Regions from separate parts of the Homo sapiens genome. Here region 1 is linked to region 2. The links are chromatin contacts, found by Hi-C or POLR2A ChIA-PET in ENCODE. All regions are on one chromosome and are shown on one strand. The core of a region is the stretch at or near the end of the contact, and the rest is flanking DNA. Distances in the headings are between cores, read along the strand shown. Region 1 overlaps FERMT2 (FERM domain containing kindlin 2). Region 2 overlaps LOC105370502 (a long non-coding RNA gene).

Evidence for each region. A loop is a pair of places that touch in the nucleus more often than their neighbours do. ChIA-PET counts read pairs that join two places held with the same protein, here RNA polymerase II (POLR2A). Pooled maps may share reads with other maps.
Region 1: a pooled map shows a loop between it and region 2 (5-fold over the local background). The contact joins two enhancer-like sites. A Hi-C loop is called at or near these places in 6 of 50 pooled maps. POLR2A ChIA-PET finds 5 or more read pairs at or near these places in 2 of 52 experiments (activated CD4-positive, alpha-beta T cell and activated T-cell).

The regions. Positions count from the first base shown.
Region 1 is chr14:52,916,073-52,920,000 of GRCh38, reverse strand. FERMT2 (FERM domain containing kindlin 2) reads left to right here. Exons shown (of 15, transcript NM_006832.3): 3 at 645-878. The region is part of intron 2 of LOC105370500 (a long non-coding RNA gene); the gene reads right to left. Among named protein-coding and RNA genes, the nearest start is that of FERMT2, 33 kb to the left of the region's middle. RefSeq lists an enhancer at 1,273-1,382. Within about 2 kb of position 1,385, at least 8 of the 41 ENCODE cell types and tissues checked have a DNase peak (open chromatin) inside an H3K27ac peak, as active enhancers do.
Region 2 is chr14:53,215,479-53,219,536 of GRCh38, reverse strand. The region is part of intron 5 of LOC105370502 (a long non-coding RNA gene); the gene reads right to left. Among named protein-coding and RNA genes, the nearest start is that of DDHD1-DT, 64 kb to the right of the region's middle. RefSeq lists a silencer at 1,627-2,046. Within about 2 kb of position 1,941, at least 21 of the 41 ENCODE cell types and tissues checked have a DNase peak (open chromatin) inside an H3K27ac peak, as active enhancers do.

The DNA.
Region 1 (3,928 bases), core at 136-2,635, 300 kb after region 2:
AATGTTGGGCAGTGTGACTTTAGATCCATTTTCGGGGATCTATTTGGGAGAGCACATGTGGCCAGAATGTAGTTTTTTATTTTTTTATTTTTAGAGCTTTCTCTTAAGTTATAGTGTTTCTCATGGGTGTTTTCCCTGTTCCTCCTCTTCACCTAGGATATTGGTCTCTGTTCACTTTGGTTCCCCATCTTTTCACCACCCATTATTCACCTTCACACATTTCTGCAACTTCATAAACCACAGTCTGTTCAGTTTCTCATCAGAATGTTATTGTCCATTCCTATAGGACGAGTTCCAAGCCCACCAACTCCTTGTCTTTATTAATCCTTCCTATTCTAGCCCTCAGGATTCTGTTTTCTGAGAATAAGAGGGTACTTTCTCTGTCATCCATGTGTCCCATTTTGTAGTTGACTCAAACATTCTTAGTTGCCCTATATATTCTGCCTCAGCTGCCTTGTGTACTGGCTTTTCAGGACAGAGCGTGTTTTCTCAGCTGTTAATGTTTCTTTTGTACCTGTCACATAACAGTAACTTAGTAGTTAATTATTGCTGTTAAATACCCAATTATCTAGTTTTCTGCTTTTAATTTCTCAAAATCACCTTGGTGATTTTTAAGTGATTTGTTTATTGTTTGTTTTTTATAGATGTAAAAAAAGATTGGTCTGACCATGCTCTCTGGTGGGAAAAGAAGAGAACTTGGCTTCTGAAGACACATTGGACCTTAGATAAGTATGGTATTCAGGCAGATGCTAAGCTTCAGTTCACCCCTCAGCACAAACTGCTCCGCCTGCAGCTTCCCAACATGAAGTATGTGAAGGTGAAAGTGAATTTCTCTGATAGAGTCTTCAAAGCTGTTTCTGACATCTGTAAGACTTTTAGTAAGTATTACATAAATTCTTCTTAAAATACGAGTTATGTGATGTACAGATGACCGATGACTGACATAGCTTATCCCAAGGGATGGGGCATGGGCTGAACTATCTGTATATATGTATGTGTGTGAAATTTCTACTTCATTAAAGTTTTTATATTAAGATAAATGCTGGGTTAAGGTGGAACAGGAAGAACCTAGTAGAGATTCTTTCCTTACTAGAATTGTATCTGATATTTAATACTTTATTTTTATGGAGAGGTTAAAGGAACAGGCACTATTTTCAGGGGAACATACATGGCTTTGCAATGTTTCCTTCACATAAGTCACTATTTGATTTTAGTGATTCAGGCAGATTGTGTCACTTCCTCCATTGAAGGCCTGACACAGCTCCTAAGGAAATGACTATGAGTGTTGTCTTCCTTCACCAGTCTACAATTTGAACATCTCTGTAGTATTTCTATTTATGCATTCTGAAATGAGATGTGGGTTACTTTGGCTGACCCAGTTATGTCATATGACAGGAAGTATTCAACCATCTGAGAAAATGTGAACTGCTGTCACTACCACTAGTGCAGAACTCTGCTGTATTTTTTCCTATTTGAGAAATTCTTGGTTAAAGATACATTTAGTGACTTCTCATATTTTAATTCCAAATAAAGTACTGCAGTTTTTTATTCATGTTAAATTTTTAAATTATACTAGTAATTTATAAATACACTCTGTTGTAAAAGAATCAATGAATATAGACATACATAGTAAGCTCCCCCTTCCCCTAAGTAATCATTCTTGACAGTTTGGTGATTTTCTATGCATTTATTTGTCCATACATATCGGATTTTTTTTAATAAATAGGAGCATTTTATATGTATTTTTTAAACTTAGTAATGTCTTAGAGATCTTTCTATGTGTTATACATTCTTTTAAGCTGTAATTCAGAGTATAGACGTACTATTAATTTACATCCAATTACTTCTTGGCCTTTTTGGCTAAGATCAAGTATAATTTATAACCACATTTCCCTGTTAATGATCAGTTAGGTTGCTTCACTCTTAGAGCAAATGCTGCAACATTTTCAAATGTTTTAAATATTGCTGAAAACATTTGAAAATATTTTAGTTGGGCTAGCGCCAGAGTACCCAATCTTCCTTGCTGGTGTCAGCACCCACACTCACTGCTAGAGCCTGTGGGCAAATGCTGCTCCTGTACAATGCCTCAAGCACTGACCTGTGGACAGTATGGAGGTGCTGAGACTACCTACCTCTTAACCCAGAGCCCTGCCTGCTGCTTATGCCTGTAGGCTTGGAGCTTGGAGGAGTCTGAATCCTCACCCATTTCTTGTGTTTAGTTTGGGCTGTGGCTTCCCTTAAACCAATACCAACTTTTTTCTGTCTTCAAGAATCACTCATTATTTACCCTCTTACTGTAGTTTCCTGTCTCCTAGCACTGTTATGGATGTTCATCTTCCCTCCCCGCCTACAATTTTTAAATATCTTTTGCTGTCATTTCAGGGGATTCGGGATGTAGGAGGGGAGATACAGGTAGATTCACATTGCCTTTTTGATCTAATGCCCTTGAAATTTTTTTTAAAGTGAAACAGGGTTTTTATTATTATTATTAAAATAGAGAAAAATACAAAGAATACCAAATTCCCATTATCTGGAATTAATAATTGTTGATATTTTGTCATTTTGTCAAATGACAAATATGACTTGAAGTCAAAGTAATACTGGTAAAATTCTTGAGTCTCATTATCCTAACTTCCCTTTACAAAGCAACTACTATCATAAGTTCAGTGTGTATCCAGTACTGTAAAATACACAGACACACACATACACACACACACACACACACACACGTATCTCTGTGTGTATATATCCATAAACTGTATATGTTATTGCCATTACCACGTAGGTATTTTCTTACTAAGTTTTGTACGTGTGTGCAAGAATTTCTCTCGAGTATCCACCTAGAAGTAGAAGTAAAATTGCTGTTTTAAATATATACATAATTCATTTCAGAGTACTGTCAAATTGTCTCCCAGTTGGTTATACCAGTTTATATTCCAACTAGCAATGTATGAAAACCCGTTGCCACAAATCCTCACTAACACTTGATTATGGTCTGTTTTGTTGTTTTTGTTTCCAAGAGAAAAAGACAGTATTTTGTTTTAGTTTACAAAGCTAAATATGTTTTTAAATCATTATTGGACATCTAAGTTCCTTTTTTTAATTGTTTATATCATTTGTCCATTTTTGAGAAATTAATAAACTGTAGTTTTTACAGGAGTTGTAGGTTCACAGCAAAGTTGAGCAAAAGTACAGAGAATTCCCACATACCCTCTGTCCTCACACATGCACAACCTTCCCTACTCTCAAAGTCTGTACCAGAATGGTACATTTATTGTAACTGGTGAACCTACCTTGACATACCATTATCACTCAGTGACAGTAGTTTATGTTAGGGTTCACTTCTGGTGTTGTACATGCTGTGGGCTTGGAAAAATATATACTCGTGTATCTACTGTTGTGGTATTGTACAGAATAGTTTGACTGTCCTAAAAATCTTCTGTGCTCTGCCTATTCATCCCTCTCTCCTCATCACCACCACTCATCCTTTTACCTAGTTTTGCCCTTTCCAGAATATCATATGTTTGGACTCATACAGTATGTAGCCTTTTCATATTGGTTTCTTTCACCTCGTAATAGGCATTTAAGTTTCCTCCATGTTTTTTTGTGGCTTGATAGCTTATTTCTTTTTTTTTTCTTTTCTTCTTCTTTTTTTTTTGAGACGAGTCTCGCTCTGTTGCCCAGGCTGGAATGCAATGGCGTGATTTTGGCTCACTGCAACCTCCACTTCCCGGGTTCAAGCAATTCTTCTGCCTCAGCCTCCCAAGTAGCTGGGATTACAGGCACCTGCCACCAAACCGGGCTAATTTTTGTATTTTTAGTATAGATGGGGTTTCATCATGTTGGCCAGGCTGGTCTCGAACTCCTGACCTCAGGCGATCCACCCACCTCCGCCTCCCAAAGTGCTGGGATTACAGGTGTGAACCAC
Region 2 (4,058 bases), core at 692-3,191:
AGGAGGCTGAGGTGGGACGATTACTTGAGCCCAGGAGGTCAAAGCTGCAGTAAGCCATAATTGCACCACTGCACTCCAGCCTGGGCGACATAGTGAGACCCAGTCTCAAAAACAAAACAAAGCAATACAAAAAAAAAACCTCACCCTGCCTTTTGATTAAAGGGATAAAGTGAGGAAAGAAGTGGGTTTTTTTATTTGCTACGTACAGAAGGATTCAATTCAGATCAGTTCAATTTAACAAATATTTGTTGAGCCCTACTCTATATCAGACATTATTAGGTACAGAAGATATGAATAAAATGTCTGTCTTCAGGAAGTTCAAAGTCTGCAGAGAAAGACTAGTAAACCAAAATTTTATGAGACCATAATGAAACACTATTACACATCCACCAGAATGTCTACAATTTAAAACTCACACAATACCAAATATTGATGAAGATATGAAGCAACAGATTTTTGGTGGGAGTGTAAATGGTATAATCATTTTGGGGAAAAGTACAGCAGTTTTTTTAAAAACAAAAACTAAATGTAAATATTCTATGACCCAAAAATATCAGTCATATAATTGAGTGTGTGCGTGTGTGTATCAACAAAAAGACCTTCACAGGAATATTCATAGTAGCTTTGTTCACAATAGCCAGAAACTGGAAACAGCCCAGGTGTGCTTCAACTGAAGAATGGATTTTTAGAATTTAGTATATCTATACAATGGAATATTACTTGGTAATTTAAAGACTTTTAAAAAATAATGACCCTGCCAGATGAGGTGGCTCACGCCTATAATCCTAGCACTCTGGGAGGCCGAGGCGGGCAGATCACCTGAGGTCAGGAGTTCGAGACTAGCCTGTCCAACATAGTGAAACCCTGTCTCTACTAAAAATACAAAAATTAGCTGGCGTGATGGCACACGCCTGTCGTCCCAGCTACTAAGGCAGGAGAATCACTTGAACCCAGGAGGCGGAGGTTGCAGTGAGCCAAGATCGTGCCACCACACTCCAGCCTGGGCAACAGAGTGAGAATCTGTCACAAAATAATAATAATAATAATAATAACCCTGTCTCTACTGAAAAACATAAAAAATTAGCCAGAGGTCGTGATGCATACCAGCAGTGCTAGCTACTTGAAAGGCTGAGGCAGGAGAATTCCTTGAGCTCAGGAGCTCAAGTCTGCAGTGAGCTATGACTGCACCACTGCCCCCCAGCCTGGGTGACAGAGTGAGATCCTGAATCTAAAAGCAAACAAAAAAAAATTACTGATACATACAACCTATGTATCTCAAAAACATTATGCTGAGTAAAAGAAGTCTTACATGAAAGAGTACAGTTCAATGGATATAAAGTTCTATAACAGGCAAAACTAGTTGGAAGAAAATCAGAATAGTCATTGCCTCTAAAGGAGATTATTTCCTGGGAAGGGGCTTGGGTACACTTTTCGGGGTGGGGGTAATGTTCTATATCTTGATAGGTGTGTAGGTTACTCACATGTATTGAGAGGTGACAACATGCTAGCAGCCCTCACTGGCTCTCGGCGCCTCCTCAGCCTTGGCGTCCACTCTGGCCATGCTCAAGGAGCCCTTCAGCCCGCCACTGCGCTATGGGGGCCCCTCTCTGTGCTGGCTGAGGCTGAAGCCAGCTCCCTCTGCTTGTGGAGAGGTGTGGCGGGAGAGGCGGGGGCGGGAACCAGGGCTGAACGCGGCTAGTTCCGGGTGGGCGCAGGCTCCGAGGTCCCGCACTGAGAGCAGCCCGCCGGCACCGCCGGCCCGGGCAGTGAGGGGTTTAGCACCCGGGCCAGCAGCTGCGGAGGGTGCGCCGGGTCCCCCAGCACTGCTGGCCTGCCCCCGCGGAGCTTGAATTCTTGCTGGGCCTCAGCCGCCTCCCCGTGTGGCAGGGCTGGGGACCTGCAGCCAGCCATGCCCAAGCCCCGCCCCGGGCTCCCGCCAGCCCGACCCTACCCGACCGGCGCCGCCCCCTGCTCCTAGGCGCCCGGTCCCATCCACTGCCCAAGGACTGAGGGGTGTGGGCGTGCCTGCGCGGGACTGGCAGGCAGCTCTGCTAGCGTGTCCCCAGCACAGGATTCACTAGGGGAAGCCAGCTGGGCTCCTGAGTCAGTTGGGGACTTGAGAGAACTTTTATGTCTAGGGGAGGATTGTATATGCACCAATCAGCACTCTGTGTCTAGTGGGAGAGGGGGGGTTGTAGATGCACCAATCAGCACTCTGTATCTAGCTAATCTGGTGGGGACTTGGAGAACTTTTGTGTCTAACTAAAGGATTGTAAGTGCACCAATCAGTGCTCTGTGTCCAGCTCAAGATTTGTAAACGCACCAATCAGCACTCTGTATCTAGCTAATCTGGTGGGGACTTAGAGAACTTTTATGTCTAGCTGAAGGATTTTAAATATACCAATCAGCACTCTGTGTCTAGCTCAAGGTTTGTAAAAGCACCAATCAGCACTCTGTGTCTAGCTCAAGGTTTGTAAACACACCAATCAGTGCTCTGTGTCTGGCTAATCTAGTGGGGCCTTGGAGAACTTTTACATCTAGCTAGAGGATTGTAAATACACCAATCAGCAATGTGTGTCTAGCTCAGGGATTGTAAACGCACCAATCAGCTCTCTGTAAAACGGACCGATCAGCTCTCTGTAAAACTGACCAATCAGCAGGATGTGGATGGGGCCAGATAAGGGAATAAAAGCAGGCTGCCCCAGCCAGCAGTGGCAACCCGCTCAGGTCCCCTTCCACACTGTGGAAGCTTTGTTCTTTCACTCTTTGCAATAAATCTTGCTGCTTCTCACGCTTTGGGTCCACACTGCCTTTATGAGCTGTAACACTCACTGCAAAGGTCTGCAGCTTCACTCCTGAGGCCAGCAAGACCACGCGCCCACTGGGAGGAATGAACAACTCCAGACGGGAGGAATGAACAACTCCAGACGCACTGCCTTAAGCACTGTAACACTCACCACGGAGGTCTGCAGCTTCACTCCTGAAGCCAGTGAGACCACGAACCCACCAGAAGGAAGAAACTCCGAACACGTCCGAACATCAGAAGGAACAAACTCCAGACACACCATCTTTAAGAACTGTAACACTCACCGCGAGGGTCCGCGGATTCATTCTGGAAGTCAGTGAGACCAAGAACCCACCAATTTTGGACACAGTATGATTTAGTGAATCTCATGGTACACTTAAGATCACCACTGCACCCCAGCCTGGGCGACAGAGTGAGACCCTGAATCTTAAAAAAAAAAAAAAAAAAAAAATGTACTGATACATACAACCTATGTATCTCAAAAACATTACGCTGAGTAAAAGAAGTCTTACATGAAAGAGAATATACTGTACAGTTCAATTTATATAAAGTTCTATAACAGGCAAAACTAGTTGGAAGAAAATTGGAATAGTCACTGCCTCTAGAAGAGAAGACTTCCTGGAAAGGGGCTTGAGTACAGTTTTCAGGGTCAGGGTCATATTCTATATCTTGATAGGTGTGTAGGTTACTCACATGTATGATTTAGTGAATCTCATGGTACACTTAAGATTTGTGCATTTCACATTTCATTGTACATAAATTTAACATGAAATTTTAAAATAAGAATTACAAACAAATATAGAACTCTATATGTTATGTAGGAACTCTGAGTGATATGTATTCTGAGTTATTTGGAAAAAAGTATATCGATATCTGCAACTTACTTTGAAAAGCATTTTTCTAAAAACGTGGATTGATGGATAGAGAGAGAGATGTGACAAAGTAAGCACAATAAAACATTAATTGTGTGATCACTGCAAAATTCTTTCAACTTTTCTGCTTGAAAATTTTCCTCATAAAATGTTGAAGAAAATTATATGCAAGTGTAAAGATGTGTAAGGCTCAGAGGTACAGAGAAGGCAATTCACTCTAGCTTTGGAGGAAAGTGGGGAGATGTCAGAGACAATGTCAATGAAATGGTGATGTCTGAGTTGTGTTCTGAATGAACAAGCTTTCACCAGGCAGTCAAATAAGTTGGTGAATAAGATGTTTTGGTAGCTACAAGTAGTCTCATCTTGATGGACATGGGTAT